Regions from separate parts of the Homo sapiens genome. Here region 2 is linked to region 1. The links are chromatin contacts, found by Hi-C or POLR2A ChIA-PET in ENCODE. All regions are on one chromosome and are shown on one strand. Each heading gives the region's core, a stretch centred on a gene start or an enhancer-like site at or near the end of the contact. The rest is flanking DNA. Distances are from core to core; before and after follow the strand shown. Region 1 overlaps LOC105376360 (a long non-coding RNA gene). Region 2 has its middle 19 kb from the start of MIR6078.

What was found. Hi-C counts contacts between places; a loop is a spot of excess contacts on that map. ChIA-PET counts read pairs that join two places held with the same protein, here RNA polymerase II (POLR2A). Pooled maps may share reads with other maps.
Region 2: a loop to region 1 is called in a pooled map, with 2.4 times the contacts of the local background. The contact joins two enhancer-like sites. A Hi-C loop is called at or near these places in 5 of 50 pooled maps. POLR2A ChIA-PET finds 5 or more read pairs at or near these places in 3 of 52 experiments (activated CD4-positive, alpha-beta T cell, activated T-cell and activated naive CD4-positive, alpha-beta T cell).

Annotation. Positions count from the first base shown.
Region 1 is chr10:3,736,997-3,743,718 of GRCh38, forward strand. All of the region lies in intron 1 of LOC105376360 (a long non-coding RNA gene), which reads left to right. Among named protein-coding and RNA genes, the nearest start is that of KLF6, 45 kb to the right of the region's middle. RefSeq lists enhancers at 2,574-3,773, 5,347-5,486. Within about 2 kb of position 3,560, at least 6 of the 41 ENCODE cell types and tissues checked have a DNase peak (open chromatin) inside an H3K27ac peak, as active enhancers do.
Region 2 is chr10:3,968,873-3,975,594 of GRCh38, forward strand. No RefSeq gene overlaps it. Among named protein-coding and RNA genes, the nearest start is that of MIR6078, 19 kb to the right of the region's middle. Within about 2 kb of position 3,044, at least 4 of the 41 ENCODE cell types and tissues checked have a DNase peak (open chromatin) inside an H3K27ac peak, as active enhancers do.

The DNA.
Region 1 (6,722 bases), core at 2,310-4,809:
TAAAATTTACAATTTCCTTTACCTAGAAATTCCATAAACAATCTAAAAGGCAAACAGAAAATTTGAGGAAAGTTTCCAACATATATGATAGGAAAAAGTTAACATTCTTAGACTATAAATGACTGACATTATTTGAAAAGGCACACACTTCAATAGCATAATGGGCAAAGAATATAAACAAGTAATTTAGAAAAAAAACCGTATGGCCATAAAAAAAGAAAAAATATATATATGTATATATATATATATATATGAAATTATTTAGCCTCAATAGCATTCAAAGAACTATAACATACCAGATACTATTTTCACCCATCAAAAGTCAAATATTAAAAATAAGTTATAGTATCCAATGTTGTCCCACATATGAGGAAGTAAACAGCCTCCTACACTATTGGTGGAAAACAAATTAATACAACCTTTTTGTAAACTAATTTGCTTATTCCTATTAAAAACCTTTAAAATAAGTACATCCTTTTGTCCAATAAGTTTACTTGGAAAGATTTATTATAATAATTATAGCTATACTCAAAGATTTAACTTAAATATGTTCATTGTTTATATCTGATCAAATATTTGTACAATCTGGTGACCAGAATAATACATAGTATAACCCCATTTTTGTGGAAACAAATATTTATATGTACAGTTGACCCTTGAACAACATGGGTTTGAACTACTCTAGTCCACTTGTGTGTGGATTTTCCAATGAATATATTGAAAACTTTTTTGGAGATTGTAACAATTTGAAAAACCTTACAGATGAGCTGCTTAGCCTAGAAATCCTGAAAAAATTAAGAAAAAGGTATGCCATGAATACATAAACTATATGTAGATACTAGTCTTATTTATATGTTAATCAGCTGTTCATGCTATCAGTAAGGCTTCCTGTCAGGAGTCAGCTATCAGTAGTTAAATTTTAGGGGAGTCAAAAGTCATATGTGAATTGTATTCGTCCGTTTTCACCCTGCTGATAAAGACATACTTGAGACTGGGAAGAAAAAGAGGTTTAATTGGACTTACAGTTTCATGTGGCTGGGGAGGCCTCAGAATCACAACGGGAGGTGAAAGGCACTTCTTACTTGGTGCTGGCAAGAGAAGATGAGAGAGAAGCAAAAGCAGAAACCCCTGATAAGCCCATCAGATCTCATGAGACTTATTCACTATCATGAGGACAGTATGGGGGAAACCACCCCAATGATTTAAATTATGTCCCACCAGGATACAATTCAAAATGAGATTTCGGTGGGGACACAGCCAAACCCTACATGAATATTTAACTGTGCGAGAGGTCAGTGCCTATAACGCTTGCATTGTTCAAGGGTCAACTGTATATAATATATAGTTAAAAAAATACATAAAAGTATACACAGCAAAGAGGTTACTCTGGAGTGGCAGAATTTTATATTATTTTAATTTTTTCTCTGTTAATCTATGTGGACTATTTTTCCTTTAATAATCATGTGCTATGCCCTTAGATGTATTTATTATGTGAAAAAAGATAGTTATTCCTTTATTACTAAAAATAAATGCTTCTAGAATAAATAAGTAAAAGTAATATAATTATTTGGTACAGATTTTTAATAAAATGGTGTTAAAGAATAAAAATTCTTACATATGCAAGGAAGAATCAGAATGTGTATAACAAAAAAGCAATAGTCTTCATGTGTGATTATGAATTGTGAGATGTTTATTTTCTTCTTGTTCTCATCCACACTGTCTAATTTCTCTGTAAGAATGTTGATTACTTTCTAAGAAAACATAGTTTAATTGGCACCTTGGGGTTGTGGTGAAACAGGCATCCTGATGCCAGTATAATTGGCTACAGCCTTTCTTAAAAACAATTTTCAAATTCCTTTCACTATCCTTAAAAGATGACAGTGTTTTACATAGTGATTCCATTCCTGTTGATCTATCTTAAGGATATAATCAGAATATTGACTCAAGACTGTTGTTTTTCCAGAATTCTTTCAAATTGAAAAAAAAAATTTAAAAAGAAAAGAATATCTAAATAAATAAAGTATATCAATATAATGAACTATTGTGCAATCATTAGAATGATTTCTAAGTGTTTTTTACATAGTAACTTGTTATTGAACATTTAGTTTGAGTCATACGTTATATCAAAAGTTTCACCATGCATGAGTTCATTTGATTCTCTCAACAAACCTGTGAATTAATATTGTGACCATGATTAGTCACATGAGAAAACTGAGGATAAGAGAAAACTATAAGACTCTTATGTGACAAAATGTCTAAACAGAGTAACTATTTGAATCCAGCCCCTATGGATTTTGCTACTACTATCTGGAAATGATAAAGCAAAATCAGACACTACCAGTGATTTAATGCTAAGAGGAAAAAAAGTCATCACCTAAATTGTATCCTATTAAAATAGACATATAGGCATAGGAAGAAATAGAGCAAAACATTCATAGACACAATATGGGCATGGCAAGTTTTCAAATAATTTTTATTTTTTTAAAATTTTGTTCCTTTCTGTGTTTCTCAAATGTACTACAATGCACATGTATTATAAGAAGAAAAAAATAGACCGGGCACGGTGGCTCATGCCTGTAATCCCAGCACTTTGGGAGGCCGAGGTGGGCAGATCACGAGGTCAGGAGATGGAGACCATCCTGGCTAACACGGTGAAACCCTGCCTCTACTAAAAATACAAAAAATTAGCCGGGCGTGGCGGCGGATGCCTGTAGTCCCAGCTCCTCGGGAGGCTGAGGCAGGAGAATGGAGTGAACCCGGGAGGCAGAGCTTGCAGTGAGCCTAGATCGTGCCACTGCACTCCAACCTGGGTGACAGAGCAAGACTCCATCTCAAAGAAAAAAAAAAAAAAAGAAGAAGAAAAAAATAAGGTAGCTGTAAGTAACCAAAAAAATACATTTTCAAACGGGGGTTATTCTCATGTTTGGCATGTGTCATATAAACACTAAACAGTGCTAGAATAATGGGTAACTTGACTTTATACACACTGTGCTTTATCATAATTCTGCAGAAAATGATACAAAATATATCACTTGACTTAGAATATGAAGGTCAATATATTTTGTAATTAGGTATTTGACAAATGCTTTCCTGTAAGAGCTCCTCGCTTTATAAATATGGACTCACTGATATCGATGATAAAATAAATATCAAAGTTTGTCATCCACAGGGGAAGGATGTTGAGATAAGATTTTCGTTTCACCCTTTACCCACTCATATGGTATGAGAGGAACCCCAGCAGAGCAGGAAGTTCAGGTAACATTACTCAGCATTACTCAGTCTCTTCTGAGCTGTTTCTTTCTCACTTGCTGTCTTACATCCTTCAGATATTACTTTTTACAAGACTTCAAACACTAATAAAATGATACACATTAGTAAAAGAGAAAAATCCATTATATAACCCTTCAGAATAGACTAAAGGAGCAGAGTCCATAAAAGCTGAATCATCCCATTGTGTAGGTCCCTACCAAAAACACTTGACTTATCAGCTGAGCCAGGAAACCTCATCTTCAGTACACATGAGATATCAGTAGCTGTTTCACAGGTTGGTCATCAAGGGAGGCATTTAGGTAAAGATTCGCATTCTGACTTTATCACTCACTAACTGGAGAATTGCAGCAAGTTACTCAAGCCCTTAATACCTCTGTTTTCTCAGTATTAGGAATGCAGAGTAATGTCTATTACATAGGGCAGTTGTGAAATTTGGGCAAGAGAGTGTGTGTTAAATCCAGAGGCTGACACATAATTAAGTATTCAACTCAGTCAGCGAATGTGTTTACTAAGTGCCAAGTCACCCACTGAAATCAAACCTGTCCGTGGTGCCACAGATACAGCTGTAAGAATGCAGCCAAAACCCTGTCCTCCGCCAGCTCATATTTTAGTGATCCTTATTGTACAGGTCTTGAATTTGACCAATCAGCAGACATAGTGGTTTTTGTTATAATAAAATCTAGATTAAACATATTTATTGGATAATTTTTAAATCTTCAGAAAAAGATTCACAAAATAATATTTTATATTGCAATGTATATTTTTACTTGATTGGTAAAATTAAGATCTTTAATCCACTTTTCTTTCTTTTTTTTTTTTTTTTGAGATGGAGTCTCACTCTGTTGCCCCAGGTGCCCCAGGCTGGACTGCAGTGGCACGACCTCGGCTCACTGCAAGCTCCACCTCCCCGGTTCAGGTCATTCTCCTGCCTCAGCCTCCCGAGTAGCTGGGACTATAGGCACCCAACAACACACCTAGCTAATTTTTTGTATTTTTAGTAGAAACAGGGTTTCCCCGTGTCAGTCAGGTTGGTCTCGATCTCCTGACCTTGCGATCTGCCCACGTCGGCCTCCCAAAGTGCTGGGATTACAGGTGTGAGCCACTGTGCCCGGCTAATCCACTTTTCAGAAAGACTTTTTTGATAGTTAATTTTATGTCAACTTGACTGGGCAAAGGGATGCCCAGATAGCTGGTAAAAGTCCATTCCCAGGTGTGTTTTTGGAAGAGATTTGCATTTCATTTGACTTGATGGGATTGATTTTTGAATTGGTGAATGGAGGTAAAGAAGACCCACCCTCGCCAATGTGGGCATAATCCAGTTCTTTTGTAACCTCCCAGCGGGTTCACCTTGTTCGCTGCTTAGACAGAACCGATTTATCAAGACAGGGGAAATGCAATGGAGAAAGAGTAGTTCACACAGAGCCAGCTGTGTGGAAGCTGGAGTTTTATTATTACTCAAATCAGTCTCCCCGAACATTTGGAGATCAGAGTTTTTGAAGATAATTTGGTGGGTGGGGAGGGGCAGTGAGTTGGGGAGTGCTGATTGGTTGGGTTGGAGATGAAATCATGGAGCATCACTGTCTTCTTGGGCTGAGTTAGCTCCTGGGTGGGGGTCACAAGATCAGATGGGCCAGTTTATCCATCTGTGTGGTGCCAGCTGCTTCATCAAGTGCAGGGTCTACAAAACATCTCAAGCACGGATTTTAGAAGCAGTTTAAAGAGGTTCAGAATCTCGTAGCCTCCAGCTGCATGACTCCTAAACCGTAATTACTAATCTTGTGGCTAATGTTAGTAGCCTAGTTCCCAGGCAAGAAGGAGGTTTGTTTTGGGAAAGGGCTGTTATTGTCTTTGTTTTAAACTGTAAACTATGAACTAAGTTTCTCCCAAAGTTAGTTCAGCCTATGACAAGAATGAACAAGGACAGCTTGGAGGTTAGAGGCAAGATGAAATTGGTTAAGTTGGATCTTTTTCACTGTCTCAGTCATAATTTTGCAAAGGCAGTTTCACTTTCAGAGCCCAAACAGTACAAAAAATGTAGCGGAAGGGTGAATTTTCTTTCTGTGTTGTAGCCAGGACATCCATCTTCTCCTGCCCTCACGTTGGGAGCTTCTGGTTCTTAGGTCTTCAGATTTGAACTTGGGACTTGGGACTGAGCCACACCACCAGCATTCCTGGCTCTGCAGCTTGCAGACAGCAGATTGTGAGACTTCTAGGTCCTCATAATCTCAGCAGCCACTTCCGTTAATCTCTATATATACATATACATATACATGTGTGTGTTCATGTATGTGTGTGTGTGTAGTCCATGTATGTGTGCGTGTGTGTATAGTAACACTTTTGTTACTCCATTTAACCTTGATTACATAACATTCACAAGCAAGTGTTTAAATACAATTCTTTTTTAATTTGAATTGTTTGGTATTTTGTGGGCCTTTTGGTTTAAAGGCTCATATTATTTAGCTTTAAACAATATTCTTGTTTCATTTATTTTATAATTTCTGTTTTTCCAAGTTTATTTTGCTCTAACTCCTGCTATTTTTTTGCCTTCAAGTTTCATATATACATTTTTTGTCATATATATGCATGTGTGTGTGTGTGTCCTTGAAGACAAGAAATATATACATATGGACCTTGAAGACAAGGACTACACACACACACACACACACATGCACACACACATGCACACATGCATGCACATTTTATGTATTTGCATCTATACATGCATAGAGAGCATATATATGTATATGTGTATATATACGTGTGTGTGTATATATGTGTGTGTTTATATGCGTGTGTGTGTCCTTGAAGACAAGCAATGCAGTTGTTGTTTACATGTCCTGTGCCTATCACAATGCATGGGATATGATATGCTTTCAGTAAAGCTTGCTGAACAAATGCATGAATGAATGGGTTAGCAAAAATATTTTAACCTGCCTAAAAGAAACCATAAAATTTATAATTTTTTAAAGCAAGACTGTCATGTATATATCAACAGATAAATGAAAATTTGTTAGAGAAAAAAGAAAAAGCCCAGAATGAGAATATTATGTTCTCTTTATCCAAACTAACTCCTGTAGATGTGAAACTTGGAGAGAAAATAAACAGGATCATTTGCTTAGGATTTCTCTTCTAAGAGCTCTAAATATTGGAAACACACTGAGTAGCAATATTGCATCCAAATCTGTTGGTTAACAAATTAAAAATGTATAAAATAACAAACATCTTCCTTAGGGTAGGCCCATAAAAAATAGATTTACTAAATGAAAGAAGTAGTGTTTCAAAATAATTTCTATCACTAATTTGAAGGTTTTGCTTTATTGCATTTTTTGTTCAATACTGCTAAAGCAATTCTTATCATTTTTTCAGTGATTCTCAATTTTGAACACTTTTGTTACTCTGATTTAACCTTCATTATGTAACATTCCCAATCAAGTGTTCAAATGCAATTCTTT
Region 2 (6,722 bases), core at 1,794-4,293, 230 kb after region 1:
GACTCAAACACAGGATGTCAGAGTGACCTGTGGGTCATTTTGTGTCCTTAGGAAGAGTGATTCACGGCCGGGGTCTGGGCATCTCTGTTTTTCTAGCGCTTTGATTGTTTTGCCCCTTCTCCAGTGCCCAGCATACCACCTAACACACGGCAGGTGTTCCTTAAGTATTTTGGATAAGAGAATGACTGTATAAAGTCAAGTTTAAACTACATCCAGTGTGTGTGTGGTGGGGTGGGGGGGAACACGTGTGTACAAAGAAGGTTGATATGGCTTCGGACTAAGAAAACATTTGCTTTCTGGTCAACTTCCTTCCTTTACATTTTGATGTAACACATTTCTGTCCTACAAAGAAAAAATGGCGCTTGAACATGGAACAAAAGTATCTTTTGTAGCATAGGATTCATTCTTAGAATAATTTTACTGCTTCACTGATCCCTGTTTCTGTCTCTGCACTCTTGTTTCTCAACAACAGCAAATACAACAACAGATACTAATGACCATTCTTCACAAACTAATTTATATCTCAATTTTTAATATATATGTTACATGTGGTGAATCGTGGCCATGCATATTAACATGGAAAGCTCTGACTCCTTACATGCACACATGTTAAGCACTGACTGTCCATATGCATATGTGCGAAGTGCTGAATAATTGGTGCATTCCTACTTGAGCTCTCTGCAGAGGCTGATTGGAAATATCATTCTCCTGGGATGTGTCTCCCTCGTCTACCTTGTCATTGGGGTAACGACGCCATGCCTAGGATGGAGCACCTTTCCTCCACCTCTCTCCTGGAGACTGCAGCGGTGTATGTTTTGCACATATTACAATGAATAAATTAAGTGTAAAAATAACACTTCAAGAATGTTTACCACTGCTTTAAGTTAATGGATTTCAACAAAGTTATCACGGCATTTATCATTTCTTTTATCTTGGTGATGGAAGTCTATCAGAAGCTATCTTTACAAATAAAACACAGGAGAGATTTGTGATGATATTTTGAATAATGTATTAAAAAACACGTTCACTCAGAAACTGAATGCATGCAATCACACAATAGGAGTTTTACCCTACATTCTGGATATAAATACTTAAGCTTTCACTTCAGTTGTTTGGACAACACAATAGAAGCATAAACTAGCGGGGAAGAACAGCTAGTCGACTGAGCAGCTAAGACCTACATGTTATATTTGTTTACTTTAAATGAGTCTTTCAGTCTTTATGAAAGTGAAACCACCTTTGCAAAATAACTGAGGAAATTATGACAGTCCAAGGAATCAGACCTAACCGACCCTATCTTGCTTCTAACCCTTAAGCTGTCCTTGTTCATTCCTCGGCGTAGGCCGAACTAACTTTGGGAAGGAATTCAGTTCATGGTTTGACTCTGAAACATAATTGATAACAGCCCTTTCCAGAAAAGAACCCCTTCTTGCCTGGGGACCAGTCTGCCTCTGCAGGACTAACAAATTAGCTACAAGGTTAGAAATTACAATATAGGGGTCATGCAGCCTCTGGCTCCAAGACTCTGAACCTCCTCGAATTGCTCCTGGGGATAACATCACTATTGTAAAACCTATAATCAGTGCTTGAGATATGTTGCAGATCCTGCACCTCCATGGATCAGCTGACACCACCCAGAACAGTCATCTGGCCCAACCAGTTCTGCCACCCCACCCAGGAACAGAAGACAGCAAGAAAACCTCACTATGACCCTCTATGATTCCATCTCCAACCTGAGCAATCAGCACTCCCCACTTCCCAAGCCCCTACTCACCAAATTATCTTTAAAAATTCTGATCCCCGAATGCTCAGGGAGACTGATTTGAGTAATAGTAAAACTCCGGCCTCCCACAAGGCGGGCTCTGCGTGAATCACTCTTTTGCCATTGCCATTCCCCTGTGTGGATAAATCGACTCTGTCTAGGCAATGGGCAGGGTGAACCCATTGGGCAGTTACAAAAGCAACCGAGGATTCCCAGCAAAAGATAATGTGGAGAGTATTCCCTCCCACCCAGGGTACCCTGTTCTCTTCATCCTGTGTGCCCTTGTTCCATCACTGAAATCCAGACCTTTGGTCTTAAAAATAAAAGCCAGAAATTAGCTACCAAATGTTGGCAGTTTTATAAGCTACAAGAAAGCAATAGGCTGCTCTTAAGTTTGCATTTTGTGTCAGATATTGGCTAGGGTTAAAGGTTCAAGTAAATTTTATGCCTTCCACTATTTTGTTAGGGTGAGGAGACAATATTTCTAGCACTTTTCCAATGATCAACTAAATATGACATATTTATGCATGAAATTTCTTGCCTCTGGATTTAATGAATATGACTTTTAATCCTAAGGATGGTTTTATCATCATCTAGCCAAGATTTCACGTTTTCGCTGCTTCTGTCCGAGTGGTCAAGGAAAAGATAAATGGTAAATTGAAGGTTTAAAATAATGATTTTGTCAGTAAATCAGTAAATACTCCATATTTGATGGTGGCTATGACTTTGAAAAATTTTAAAGTTTGTGTTGAAAAAATGTGGCTCTTCTTCGTCTTGCACTTTTTTCTTCTGGGTAACAGTAAGATAACATTTTTTTTTTTGAAACAGAGTATAGCTCTGTCTCCAGGCTGGAGTGCAGTGGCATTGATCTGTACTCACTGCAACCTCTGACTCCTTGGACAAGTGATTCTCCTGCCTCAGCCTCCTGAATAGCTGGGATTACAAGCACGCACCACCACCCCCAGCTAATTTTTGTATTTTTAGTAGAGACATGGTTTCACCATGTTGGCCAGGATGGTCTCGATCTCCTGACCTCGTGATCTGCCTGCCTCGGCCTCCCAAAGTTCTGGGATTACAGGCGTGAGCCACCGCGCCCGGCCAACATTATTAGTTTTTAATCACAGCAATTTTTGTTAGTAACAAATTTAAACATACATAGTCCTTTTGCTCTCTAGCATCTACAATACTCTTGGTTCAGGATTTAAGAGGTGTTACACCCAGATGTGACTGTCCTACGTGTGTGCTCAAGGCTACATTAAGAATTTTTTTCTCTTTCCTGCCACATCTTTTCTTCACCCTGTGTTTGCCTGTGCACCTGCCTCTTCTGGAAGCAGCTATGAGGACAGGGTTTCCCCATCACCCGTGCTCACAACCCCACACAGTGCCTCCCATAGAGTGGGCTTAGTCCATTTTCACTTGCAAAAGAAAACACACTGGCTCCTCTGTGTAATTCTGAATTTTAGAGGAGATCTTAATTCAGTAAATTACTATTACGTTTTGAACTTGAATAATGAATGTAAGAAAAACTGCAGTGCATGAGACAGGAAAGCTACTCCCTCTCCACTGATAAATACTTATCACTTGGAAATAAAATTTTTAAGCAATCAGAAGGAGACTTCATGTAGAAAATGGGCCTGGCACTGTTGTCCTGCAATGGAAACGGAGGCTTTGTCTCCAGGGTTCCAGGAAATGTTTCGAGTTAACTCTAACAAGGCCATATTCTAAGCATAAAAATTTAATGACGATACATAATTTTAACAAGTCTGAAGTCACTGATTAAAGAAAATTAAAATGGTGTGTATGGTAGGTGCCTTAACTCTCCTTAGAATATAGAAGATTATTGATACTGCAATGAAAAAAATGGCTATCCTGTTTTTAACCTTATTTTTTAAAAGAAAAACTGAACAACATGTTTGACATTTGCCACCACTTTTGGGTTTAGTTTTACAAGGTTATTAATCACAGCACACTTTGATACTGGGGGAAAGAGGATTGGAGTTGAAGTAGAAAAGCTAAGGCCAAGCCATTCCAAAATAATGAGACTTCTCTTTCAAATATGATTTTAATTATAAAGCTATCTCTGACTTTCTGCAGTATCAAAACTTGGTTTTCTTGGAACTCAGATTATACTAAGAAAAAGGCACAGAGTCAATCAAAGATACACAAACCCACTTCCTCTGAAGATGTAATCACACAGTCCGCACCTCACTGTGGGCCTGCCAGCCCCATGCCCAGGGCCCTGGCTTCTCGATGACCAAGCTTTGTAAGAGCCCCAGAGTTTCCCATTGGTGCACACTGCCCAAGGTAGAATGAAAGGGAAAATTCCAAAGAGGCCAGAGAAGTATTTTCTTTTTCATTGAGAAGAAGAAAGTCATCTTAAAGTTGCATTTACTTTTTCCTTCATGAAAAGCAAACACAGAACAAAACAGAAACAGAATCAAAATCAAACCAAAAAACCCGGGGAGAGAACTTGACGTCCTGGGGCAAAACCTGAAGCATCTCAGTCATTCCTCCAGCAAAAGAAGAAAAGTCAGAAAGAATCCCTGAAAACAAATCCTAATACAGCCATGTGCGTGGTTGGCCTCTGCCCACAGGGCTGCAGCCTGGCTTGGGGATAAGCCTTTTGATGTATGTGGCTTTCTTAAAAACAAGGAAATCCTGTTCTGCTAAAAAATGTCCAGTTGCTGTGGTTCTAAGAAATTAAGTAGCCTTGACTAAGTCAATTCTATATTATTTTAGTTAAAAGAGAAAAAAGAAAAACTTCAATCACAATGGAAGCATTTAATCTCATTGATTATTTAATCAAAATATATTTAAGTCATACGGAGGACCAGTTAGCTAGCTAGAAAGATGAGCAGTAATCTTATGGGTTGAGGAAAACAAAAACAGAAGAGGAATAATTTGGGTTTCCTCATCCTAGTCAAGTTTTCTTTTCCTTTGAAAATGCTGTATTAGCATTTAAGGGAGTCCGGTCTTGGTTCTCCCATTTTATGCTAAAGTTAATTAAATTTTGTCTTTGTATCTAATTATAAATGTCACAAATAACTTTTTAGTAGCTAAAAGTAGTTCCACTGCAAATCCCTATATTTTCTGTTAATAGTGATATTAACTAAATAATAGAGATGTTTATCAGGATAGTAGCTATGTGTTTAGGCAAAGCTGTTACCCAAATAAGTTACAAGCGTCTTGATGTAGGTTTTGCTCATGAGCATGTTTTTCACTCAGATAAAGCAAGTTACTTTAAAAGGTGAGCCCATTTTGCTAAAATGACTCCCAGAAATCCATTCAAACAATATCATATTTCTGAATGTGAAACCCTTTTATTGTTATTATTTTAATTTTAACCCTTTTATTATTATTACTTAATTATAATTTGAAGTAAGCAGTCTTGCTTACTGACGTATGTGTCTGAGTAACTTTTCAGTTGTGTTTATCTAATAACCTTTATGGGAAAGGAATCTTTTTGCCTAAAATTGTAGTTAGCCAGAGAAATGTTTAAAGGACAACCAAAATTTACATATATTATAAATATTATATATATTGTAATAATATTTACACATGTAATATTTGTATATATAATAGTATTTACATATACACTATTTGTGAAAGAAAAATATCTTGGGCCCCCAAATTATCCCTCATTAAGCTAAAAGGATAATTCAAGCTGGGAATTGCTTAGGGCAAAGGTGCTTTCCCTTCTATTCTCTCAGCTCATTGAGATAAATGCATATCTGATTGCCTCCTTTGAAAAGGCTAATCAAACACTCAAAAGAATAAAACCATTTGTCCCTCACCTACCTGTGACCTGAAAGCCCCCTCCTCACTTCCAGTAGTCCCACCTGTCTGGACTGAACCAATGTTCATTTTACATATGTTGATTAATGTCTCATTTCTTCCTAAAATGTATAAAAGCAAGCTGTGCTCTGACCACCCCTTGAGCACATGTCATCAGGGCCTCCTGAGGCTGTATCATGGGTGCGCATCGTCATCCTTGGCAAAATAAACCTTCTAAATTAACTGAGACATGTCTCAAATTTTTGGGGTTCACAGGTTTATACATATATTATATACTATATACACTATATTATATATTAGATACACTCTATTAGCTCTTTGGGCAGAGCTAAGATAGAAGAAGAGAAGGAGTTTTGGAAGCAGAGGGGTAGGAAATAATGGAAGTGATCTAAGAATAGCTAACATGGGAAGTTCAGAGAAATGAAGAAAACTAGTATGAAGATAAGACCATGGTAAGTTTCAGCTGAAGAGAAGTCGGATTTGGGATTGGTGATACGGTGGTATAGTTTGTTGTTTTGTTTTGTTTTGTTTTTTTTAAGATATTAACTAGGAACGGTTTTCCCTGTCTCCTCTCCTTCCTTCCCCCATTCTCAATCTGCCAGCCGCCCCTCTGTGGGGGTCGCAGGGATGGTGGGAAACACAGCAAGCCCAAAGAAAAGCCTTTGAATCCCTCATAGGCTTTGAGTCCTCAAGGCCTGAATCCACCAAGCTGATTGTTCCAGAAGTGCCAGCAGGAAATGCCTGGGATCCCCTCAGAGAGACCAGAAGAAGGAAGGAGGAGCGTGGTCAGGAAGAGGCCCTGTGGGCTGGGAAGAGGGGCGGTCTTCCTCAGACGGGTTCTCCGTCAGCAGACCACCCAGCCGCAGCTGTTTCCCTGCAAGCATCATCTGTGATTCCAGTGAGTTCTCACCAGGGAGGTGTTTTTGCCTGGGTTCTAGCGTCCCAGGGAAAGGTTTTGCAAGGCAAGATAACTAGGTCATCGTTCCTGCCGCATAATCCAATCAGATAGTCTTTTCTGACCCACCAAAGTGGAACTCCTATAAAAAATAATAATTATTGAGAAACAATTTTGACTTATCTAAAGCATATTAGGAGATGTTTTATTTTTCTCTCACTTTTCATACTCCATTTTTCTTCTTTTCTTCCAAGCCTCATATCTTTTCTT